Regions from separate parts of the Homo sapiens genome. Here region 1 is linked to region 2. A link is an interaction called in ENCODE POLR2A ChIA-PET data of the cell type or tissue named here. Cell type or tissue: OCI-LY7. All regions are shown on one strand. Links, peaks and the distances in the headings refer to the core of each region. The heading gives the core; the rest is flanking DNA.

Evidence for each region. ChIA-PET counts read pairs that join two places held together with the same protein. Peaks named below come from ENCODE experiments on the same cell type or tissue, not always from the same donor. Only the 100,000 strongest peaks of a DNase experiment are listed, where the experiment ranks them.
Region 1: POLR2A ChIA-PET joins it to region 2 with 6 read pairs; 7 of 35 experiments call an interaction of 5 or more read pairs at or near these places.

Annotation. Positions count from the first base shown.
Region 1 is chr3:177,266,912-177,272,293 of GRCh38, reverse strand. No RefSeq gene overlaps it. Among named protein-coding and RNA genes, the nearest start is that of LINC00501, 25 kb to the left of the region's middle. In OCI-LY7, for the core only: no CTCF peak of the experiment used is centred there; no DNase peak of the experiment used is centred there.
Region 2 is chr3:177,348,610-177,353,991 of GRCh38, reverse strand. No RefSeq gene overlaps it. Among named protein-coding and RNA genes, the nearest start is that of LINC00501, 57 kb to the right of the region's middle. RefSeq lists an enhancer at 2,226-2,285. In OCI-LY7, for the core only: no CTCF peak of the experiment used is centred there; DNase peaks (open chromatin) are centred at 1,335, 2,011 and 3,131; H3K4me3 peaks cover 2,487 bases; H3K27ac peaks cover 2,525 bases.

The DNA.
Region 1 (5,382 bases), core at 237-5,236, 82 kb after region 2:
GTTGAGAGGTGACAGCGTGCTGGCAGTCCTCACAGCCCTCGCTCGCTCTCGGCGCCTCCTCTGCCTGGGCTCCCACTTTGGCGGCACTTGAGGAACACTTCAGCCCACCGCTGCATTGTGGGATCCCCTTTCTGGGCTGGCCAAGGCCGGAGCCTGCTCCCTCAGCTTGCAGGGAGGTATGGAGGGAGAGGCGCGAGCCTGAACCGGGGCTGCGCGCGGCGCTTGCGGGCCAGCTGGAGTTCCGGGTGGGCGGGGGCTTGGCGGGCCCGCACTCAGAGCAGCCGGCCGGCCCTGCCGGCCCGGGCAGTGAGGGGCTTAGCATCCGGGCCAGCGGCTGCGGAGGGTGTACTGGGTCCCCCAGCAGCGCCAGCCCACCGGCACTGTGCTTGATTTCTCACCGGGCCTTAGCTGCCTTCCCGCGGGGCAGGGCTCGGGACCTGCAGTCCGCCATGCCTGAGCCTCCCACCCCCTCTATGGGCTCCTGTGCGGCCCGAGCCTCCCCGACGAGCGCCACCCCCTGCTCCACAGCGCCCAGTCCCATCGACCACACAAGGGCTGAGGAGTGTGGGCCCACGGCACCGGGACTGGCAGGCAGCTCCACCTGCAGCCCCGGTGCAGGATCCACTGGGTGAAGCCAGCTGGGCTCCTGAGTCTGGTGGGGACGTGGAGAACCTTTATGTCTTGCTCAGGGATTGTGAATGCACCAATCGGCACTCTGTATCTAGCTCAAGGTTTGTGAACACACCAATCGGCACCCTGTGTCTAGCTCAGGGTTTGTGAATGCACTAATCGACACTCCATATCTAACTACTCTGGTGGGGTCTTGGAGAACCTTTATGTCTAGCTCAGGGATTGTAAATACACCAATCAGCACTCTGTATCTAGCTCAAGGTTTGTAAACACACCAATCAGCACCCTGTGTCTAGCTCAGGGTTTGTGAATGCACCAATCGACACTGTATCTAGCTGCTCTGGTGGGGCCTTGGAGAACCTTTGTGTCCATACTCTGTATCTAACTGATCTGATGGGGAGGTGGAGAACCTTTGTCTCTAGCTCAGTGATTGTAAAGGCACCAATCAGCGCCCTGTCAAAACAGACCACTGGGCTCTACCAATCAGCAGGACATGGGTGGGGCCAGATAAGAGAATAAAAGCAGGCTGCCCGAGCCAGAAGTAGCAACTTGCTCAGGTCCCCTTCCACATTGTGGAAGCTTTGTTCTTTCGCTCCTTGTAATAAATCTTGCTACTGCTCACTTTTTGGGTCCACGCTGCTTTTATGAGCTGTAACGCCCACCGTAAAGGTCTGCAGCTTCACTTCTGAAGCCACCGAGACCACAAGCCCACCGGGAGGAACGAACAACTCCAGACGCGCCGCCTTAAGAGTTGTAACACTCACTGCGAAGGTCTGCAGCTTCACTCCTGAGCCAGAGAGACCACAAACCGGGCGGGAACACCAGAAGGAAAAAACTCCGAACACATCCGAACATCAGAAGGAACAAACTCCAAACACGCCACCTTAAGAGCGGTAACACTCACCGCGAGAGTCCGCAGCTTCATTCTTGAAGTCAGTGAGACCAAGAACCCACCAATTTCGGACACACTGTCACCACTGTTTTGAAGTTAGATATTCAACACTTGAGGATGGCAATTCCTTCAAACTAGAATAAAAACAGATGCACTGTTGCTGTTCCATCCTTCTATATATACATGTCATAAGCAATGCACTTTCAGACCTCTGCCCTTGGGACTGGCACCCAGGAATTTTCTCATCAGGCCAGTTCTGCTGCATGGTCTGGAACTGGCAGCAATGGTGGCAACTCTCTCATTAGGGTAGTGCTTTGGTATGGCTCTCGACTTTATTGAGACTTAGCCATTTACTCCAGCCTTCTCAATGATCCCTTCAACTACCTAACATCTTTTATTCAATTTATTTCAGCTACAATTAGCCAGGGTGAACTCTGTTATTTGAAAACGAGGTATGAGGCGCGGTGGCTCACGCCTGTAATCCCAGCACCTTGGGAGGCCGAGGCGGGCAGATCACGAGGTCAGGAAATCAAGATCATTCTGGCTAACACAGTGAAACCCCATCTCCACCAAAAATACAAAAAATTAGCCAGGCGTGGTGGCGGGCGCCTGTAGTCCCAGCTACTGGGGAGGGTGAGGCAGGAGAATGGCGTGAACCCGGGAGGCGGAGCTTGCAGTGAGCCGAGATCGCGCCACTGCACTCCAGCCTGGGCGACAGAGCAAGACTCCGTCTCAAAAAAAAAAAAAAAAAAAAAAAAGAAAACAAGAGCCTTGAGCAATATAGTAGTTAATAGCAGATGTGGTGATGGGCAACAGACCTTTCAAGAAATGCTTATGTGATGTGGTCAGGCTAAAAGGCAGCGAGGATCCAGACCACGGCAGCAAGGGAGAGTGAGTTACCTAAATGATCACTTGGCCGTGTGGAATGAGGAGCCTATCAAAGACAAGCGTTTCAGGGACCAAATAATCATAGTTATACAAGAGACAAGAATAAGAAGGCATGTGGAAGATTAAGCTGGACGCTTCTAACTGTTACGAGAACAAAAAGACAGTGGGATGGTTAATGTGATATGTCATTGGCTAGGCTACAGTTCCAAAATACGTGGTCAAATGCTAGTCTAGATGTTGCTGTGATGGGTTTTTTTGTTTTTGTTTTTGTTTTTTGTTTTTGAGACGGAGTTTCACTCTGTCTTGCCCAGGCTGGAGTGCAGTGGCACCATCTCAGCTCACTGCAACATCTGCCTCCCAGGTTCCAGCAATTCTCCTGCCTAAGCCTCCCAAGTAGCTGGGATTACAGGCACCTGCCACCACGCCCAGCTAAATTTTTGTATTTTTAGTAGAGACGGGGTTTTGCCATGTTGGCCAGGCTGGTATTGAACTCCTGACCTCAGGTGATCCGCCCGCCTCGGCCTCCCAAAGTGCTGGGATTACAGGCATGAGCCACCACACCCGGCCTGTGATGGTATTTTGTAGGATGAAATTAACATTTAGATTGCTAAGCCTGTAAACCCAGTAGTTTGGGAGGCCGACGTGGGTGGATCACCTAAGGTCAGGAGTTCAAGACCAGCCTGACCAACATGATGAAACCCTGTCTCTACCAAAAATACAAAAATTAGCTGGGCATGGTGGCAGGGACCTGTAATCCCAGCTACTCGGGAGGCTGAAGCAGGAGAATTGCTTGAACCTGGGAGACAGAGGTTGCAGTGAGCCAAGATCGTGCCATTGCACTCCAGCCTGGGTGACAAAGTGAAACTCCATCTCAAAAAAAAAATAAGAGAGAGAGATACCTGTGATCAGGTGACTGAGAAGAAAAACATTCCAGTTTAATTTACTGTTGACTCCATAGCACATGGCAATACTAAGAAGCACCCTACAGGAACCTCTGTGTTGTAGAAGTATTTTTCTTTTTCTTTCTTATCTTTCTTTCTTTCTTTTTTTTTTTTTTTTTGAGACTTTTTTTTTTTTTTTTTAGAATCTTGCTCTGTCTCCCAGGCTGGAGTGCAGTGGTGCAATCTTGGCTCACTGTAACCTCCACCTCCCAGGTTCAAGAGATTCTCTTGCCTCAGCCTCCCGAGTAGCTGGGACTACAGGCGCATGCCACCAAGCCCGGCCAATTTTTTGTATTTTTAGTAGAGATGGGGTGTCACCGCATTAGCCAGGATGATCTCGATCTCATGACCTCGTGATCCACCCACCTTGGCCTCCCAAAGTGCTGGGATTACAGGCGTGAGCCACGCACCCGTCTATAGAAGTATTTTTCTACATCCACATTATGTAGCAGCATTTCTTTGTCACTTTTTAATGTAGCTCAATAACCCCACTTGCAGAAGTGCACTGCCATAGCATGCCAGTCCCACTCAGGGGTGACCTGGTGGTCAGTGTAGAAAAATAAATATTCCCAATGGGCATAACTTAAAATAGTACATCTCACAATCCATTTATCTGGAAAGAAAGATGAGTTGCAGGTCAACATTAATTTGTAGCCAATAGCTAATAATGTCACTGGATAGTTAGGGACTTGGGAGTAATAAGATTGGAGGATTGGTGATAAAGAGAACTGGAGCAAAAACCCCTCAGCCTAAGTCTAGAGTTGAAGAATAGTTGTGTCCCATGTAAAGACCCATATAGATTGGCGTTGTGCGAAAGATTTTCAATAGATGGTTAGACAAGACCAATGAACAGATAAAAAAAAAATGTGGTATGTATACACCATGGAATACTATTCAGCCATAAAAAATAATAATAATAAAGTATTTTGTAACAATTTGAATGGAGCTGGAGGCCACTATTCTAAGTGAACTAGCTCAGGAATGGAAAACCAAATACCGTATGTTCTCACTTATAAGTTGGAGCTAAGCTATAGGTATGCAAAGACATACAGAGTGGTGTAATGGACTTTGGAGACTCAGAATGCAGAGGTTGGGAGGTGGGTGAGGGATAAAAGACTTCATATAGGGGCCGGGCATGGTGGCTCACACCTTTAATCGCAGTACTTTGGGAAGTTGAGGCAGGCGGATCACCTAAGGTCGGGAGTTCGAGACCAGCCTGACCAACATGGAGAAACCCCATCTCTACTAAGAATGCAAAATTAGCTGGGTGTCGTGTTTTGCGCCTGTAATCCCAGCTACTTGAGAGGCTGAGGCAGGAGAGTCACTTGAACTGGAGAGGTGGAGGTTGCGGTGAGCCGAGATCGTGCCATTGCACTCCAGCCTGGGCAACAAGAGCCAAACTCCGTCATGTGAGCCACCAAGCCCTGCTGAAATCAATATATTTTAGATATGCATTTGTCTACCTGGTCTACCAAGCTTCTCCCAGAAACACCATCTGTAGACTTACCAAGTGCTTTACTCACTGTCACTGTAATTACATAACATTGCTTCTGACCAGGGATCTTACTGAATAGCAAAATGATTAGGACAATGAGTTGAAGCATTTAGGATGCACTAAGATTTCTAACCAGAAGCAGTTGGCTTCATAAAACAGTGAAGTGACCTACTGAAGATTTAGTTTTGGTGCCTATTGGGAAATATCTTAGAAAGTTCAGACACCATCCTGTAGAATACAGTATATGCTCTAAAACAACCACCAATATGTGGTATTTTCTCTTCCACGGCCAAAACAAGTGAGCACTTCTTAGGCACTAAGAAGTGAAAATAGGAGTGACATTTCTCACTATTTCCTGAATGGCCCACTAATAAAATTTTTATTTCATATCCTTTGACACACAGTGTGGCCATAGAATAATTTTTTTTTTTTAATTTAGAGACAGAATCTTGCTCTGTCACCCAGGCTGGAGTACAGTGGCACAATCACAGCTCACCGTAACCTCGAACTCCTGAGCACAAGTGTTTGTCCCACCT
Region 2 (5,382 bases), core at 94-5,093:
TAACCTCCATACTGCTAAGTCCAGTGGTCAGTTTTTAGGGTGATCCTAGTTAACTTCTCTGCAGCATCTGATACAGCTAATTACAGGTTCCTTCCGGAAACACTTTCTTCACTTGGTATCTGGGTTGCTACTCTATTGATCTTTCTCCTCCTTCACTGACTGCACCTTCTCAATCTCCTTGCTAATTCCTTTGCTATACCCATCTTCCGTCATCTGAATATTGGAACACTCCACATTCAAACCCTACAGCTGTAATGTTAAAATAGATCCCTAACCTGACTGCCTCTTACACCTCCACTGCTGTTACCCTGGTCTAAACCATAATCTTCTCTCCTGGTTATTGCAACAGCTTCCCAACTGATCTTCCCACCTCTACCCTTCAGTGTGTCCACAACACAGCAGCCAAGGGGTCCTTTGAGAACAGAAGATGGGCCATGTTACTCTGCTGCACAAAACCGTCCAGTTGCTGTTTGATGGAGTCAAAGCCAAAGTTCTGACGGTGGCATTCAAGGTCCTACTATATCGGGTCCCGCTGCCCAGCGTCCACCCGCTCCCAATCGCCTTCCATCCACTTGCTTTCTCACTGCATTTCAGCACACAGCCTTTTTGCTGTTTCTTAAACACAGTAGTTGCTTCCTGTCTCAAGACCTTCCAGATATGCATTGCTTCTGCTTGGAAAGCTGTTCCTCAAAATGTGTGTATGGCTTGCTCCCTTTATCAGCTCGCTGTTGTTACAATAATGCTACATAAGTGAAACATCCCCTCACCTTCTCAGAGAGGGCTGTCTATATAAAATGCAGCCCCCTATTCCCACTCCCAGCATAACTAAAGCTCCCTATCTCACTTGGGTTTTCTTATAGTTCTCATCACTTTCTAATATGCTATATAATGTTCATCATTCATTTTCCCCTACATCGTAGCCTCCATTTTATTTACTGACATATCCCCAGCTCTTAAAAACAGTGCCCGATATTCCTTACTTGGCATGCATTAATTATTTGCTGAATAAATATCAAATCTCAGAATGACAGTTTACAGCCCAGAGCCTAGAATTTTGCTATGGAAGAGTGGGCAATAATTACAGCAGAGATGGAACTAAAGAAATAAGAGGCCATAGTTTTCCAAAGACCTTGTATGTTATGGATACTAAGGTGTTTGGGTTTTACCCTACAGGGAATGGAAAAGCAATGAATCTTTTAAGCAGTGAACTGTCATGATGGTGAATGTGCCTAAAATGGCTCTGGAAACATCGTGGAATAGAATAGGGTACAGCCTGGTGGCTCAGAGCCCATGTGGCTGGCTGTGGGCAGTTGGACTGATGAGCAGGAAGCTTTATTTGAGTCTCTGAATTCAAGCTGTGTGAGCAGTTGCTAACTTTGCTCATTGGCCTACCTGACAAGGGCTCCCAGAGTGTGCCAGAAAGAAAATATGAAACTCCGACGTTGGGAAGGAAGCCCTCTTAGCCAGACTTCTTTCAACTGAGCCTCAGACTACTGGTATCGCCTGAGTGTGTATTGTTAAGAATAACAATCACTTACCCTTATATAGCCCAAAAGAGCTTAAAAAGGATTTTCCCAATCATTTCATCTAAGACTCAGAGATCCAAAGTACTCTAGCCAGTATGTTTAAGTATCTAGCCACTTCACTGGTTAAGAAAGGAAAGAACACTTATGTCCTGAAATATACTAGAACAATTTCTGGTGAATTGCTACGAATATAGTTAAAATACACTGGGGCCTACTTTTATGCTTCTAACAAACACTGTGTTGGACCTTAAATTTTCAGAGATCAAAGGTTAGTGTTATGTTCAACCTGTTCCCCTGAGTTCTTTACAATCCATCAAAAGACTCTGCTCTCCCCAGTTTAGTCACTTAAGTAGGTGAACAGGGACACACATAAAGGCACTAACAGGTAAAGTAGGTGCTTTCCCCAGTTATTTCTACATACAGTAAGAGATTATACTTTACTTCCCCCAACCACTGAGAAAGCATTCAGGCTTATAAGTATATTTATAGGGCTACCAGGAGTTCCCCGTTAGTCCCCCGAACCTTTTACATACCCCTGAAAAGGTTTGTTTCTACATAAATAGTCTTTAATGCACGCCCATGCCCTTCTTTCTTGGCAGAAACCCAACTTGGTCATGCCTGTATTTGAATGTTACAGCCCAAGCAATTCATTTTATATAGATACACAGACTTTCATATCTGTAAGAGGCTTTAGATATTACCTAATGTGTCTAACCTGTTCATTTTTCTTATAAGAAAACTAAGGCTCAACAAGCAAAGGGCAGGAACAGGGAAAGAAAACTGATGCCTACGAAGCTACTGCCCTGATCCAGGCCTGGGGCAGGCAGAGCTCCATACATGACTGCCTTTGTTCCTCCCTGGGGCAAAAAATCCTTGGCGTAGATATATTAGTCAGGGTTTTGTACAGAAACAGAACCTATAGGATATACATACAAGATTTACTTTAAGAAATTGTCTCACACAATTATGGAGGCTTGGCAAGTCCACAATCTACAGGGTGGCCATTAGGCTGGGGACCCAGGAAAGCACTAATATTGCAGATCAAGTCCAAAGGCCAGCTGCTATCAGAATTCCTTCCTGCTTGGGGAGAGCTATTCAGGCCATCAACTGATTGAATGAGGCTCACCCACATTATAGAGAGCAATCTGCTTTACTTGAAATCCACCAATTTAAATGTTAATCTCATCCAAAAACACCCTCACAGAAACATCCAGAATAATGTCTGACCAAATCTGATCACCACTGACCAAGTTGAGACACAAAATTTATCATCACAGTAGATAATATAATTTTGCAAATGTAATTTTAAAACTGGACCTCAGAAAGTCTGAATGACTTAGCCAAGGCCACCGGATGATTAGATGAGACTAGAACTCAGAAGTTTTAAGTCCCTGAAGATCCTCTTTCTACTAAATTATGTTTTGTTCGCAAATGAAAATAACATTTTTGAGTACTTAATATCCTAACATTTGCCAGGCTCTGTGTTAAGTATATATAAGTTCCCATTTAATAGAGCACCATCATATAGAAAAATAAATGGAATCTTAGAAACGTTGAATAACAAGCCCAAAGTAGCAAACAAGGGATGTAATTTGAATCTAGGTCTATGTCGTTCTAATACTTCCTGCCATCTGGCAGTTTTTAATGATATATTTCCTGTTACTTTTTTTTCTTTTTTCTTTTCTTTTTTTTTTTTTTTTTTGAGACAGGGTCTCACTCTGTTGCCCAGACTAGAGTGCAGTGGCATAATCATGGCTCACTGCAGCTTCGACCTCCCAGGCTCAAAGGATCCTCCCATCTCAGCCTTCCAAGTAGCTGGGACCACAGACGCGAACCACCATGCCCGGCCTACCACTCATCTTTCTCTAAGTTAGGCAGGATGTAATTTCTTTCCAATTGTTTTTTTCAATGACCTAGAGTCTTCCTCAACTAAGAACATTCCTTCAGTTCAAAGTGAGTTTCAAATATCAGATGTGCATACAAGATGAGGAAACTGATTGTAAAGAAATATATACACTCTTCCACGTCAATATGAGTATTGTCTCAAATAAAAAAGCTACCCCAGGCAACAATACACTCATTCCATTACTCAAAACTTTTCTATGGCTCCTCTCTTGAAATTGCCTTCAGGGTCTATATCCTTTGCTTTTCAGAAGTAGTTTTAATGTTAGCAAATGTTCGTTCTTTGATTTCATTTTTGGGAAACAGCCCAAAATCATCTGGTGCCAAATGTGGTAAAGGAGGCACATGATCAAGCTAATACAGATTAGATTGAGTTTTAAAATGAGGTGTGACTATGAAAGAAGGAGTTATTTTCTTTCTGTAGCTGGAAAAGTGGCTTCAAAGATAAACCAGTCTCATTTTGAGCAATAATAACAAAGTTGGAATAAATGTTTAAGTTGGAGAGGTTGCTTTTCAAGTGACTACACAGAACAGATGATAATCTGGTTTATCCTATTACTTTACGTTCACTTGAAATGTTAAAGTTGTTTTAAAAATAACATTTTTAGAAATGTTTTGGAATGAGATTCTTGTACATACTCTCGCTGGTTGGCTTTGGCCAGATGAAGACCTAGACAACAATGTGAGGGTTTACAATATCTTCGCAGTTGTAATTCAGAGAAAATGATTGAGAATTTTCCCTTTTTTTTTTCTTTTTTGAATCCTAATAATGCAAAGAGCTAATCAGACAAAGGTTTTTTCTTGGAAGTTAAGTATCCTCTACTTTTTCGCTAAGCACAAACAAAGGACATGGAGAACAGATCTCTCCCCAAAAAGAAATTAGAAAACTGCTGGTCTTTGAAAGTTTATAAAAGAGTGTCTTCCTGCTCCACAGCTGCCTTTCTTAATGTCCCCTCATAATACCCCTGTAATCCATACATGGAAATCCCCTTGGATTCCACACATAATTAACACTTGGCAGAAATAAGCAGTGCGAGCCTGAGGCTCTCTTCAATTACATTTAAGAAATTCAGATTTCCATGGGAGTGTTAGGGGAGGGAGAATTTAGACCCCACCACTCTCACAATATTCCCAGTTGCATGAATTTATAAAAATGTCTTCAGCCAGTCCAAAGGTCTTTATTGAGCATCTGCTATGTGCAGGGCATTGTGTATGTGTTGAGGGAGACACAAAGTGATGTCAGACAAAATTCCAACTCTTGTACCTTTCACCGAGGTCACTCCAGGTTCTAAATTTGTGAAAAGGGGAAGAAATGACTGACAAGTTGGAAGGGACAAAAAAGGCTTAACAGAGAGGTGGGAGATGAGCTGTACTGAAGCATGGTTAAGACACAGAGGGCTAAAGTTGGGGGAGGGCATCTTAGGCCAGAAGAATAACAAGACACCAGTGGTGGAAATGGAAAACATGTAGTGAAGATAGCACATGGAGCCTGAACGGGGAAGTCTTACAAGACAGGGTAAGGACAGAACTTTGGGAAGCTGCAGAAGCCTGTTTGATATTCAGCATACATTTAGGGAGCTGACTGCTTAGTTTTAAGCACTGTTTTGGCTGACCATGGGAATTTAAGGAGTCCGTTTTTTTTTTTTATTGTATGTATTTAAGGTATATTGCATGATGTTTTGATATACTTAAATAGTGAAATGGGTACTATAGTTAAGAAAATTAACAAATCCACTCTCGTGTAATTTCCCTTTTGTTGTTGTTGTTGTTTGTTTTGTTTTGTTGTTTTGAGACGGAGTCTCACTCAGCCGCCCAGGCTGGAGTGCAGTGGCATAGATCTCAGCTCACTGCAACCTCTGCCTCCTCGGTTCAAGCGATTCTCCTGCCTCAGCGTCCCAGTAGCTGGGACTACAGGTGCCTGCCACCACGCCTGGCTAATTTTTGTATTTTTAGT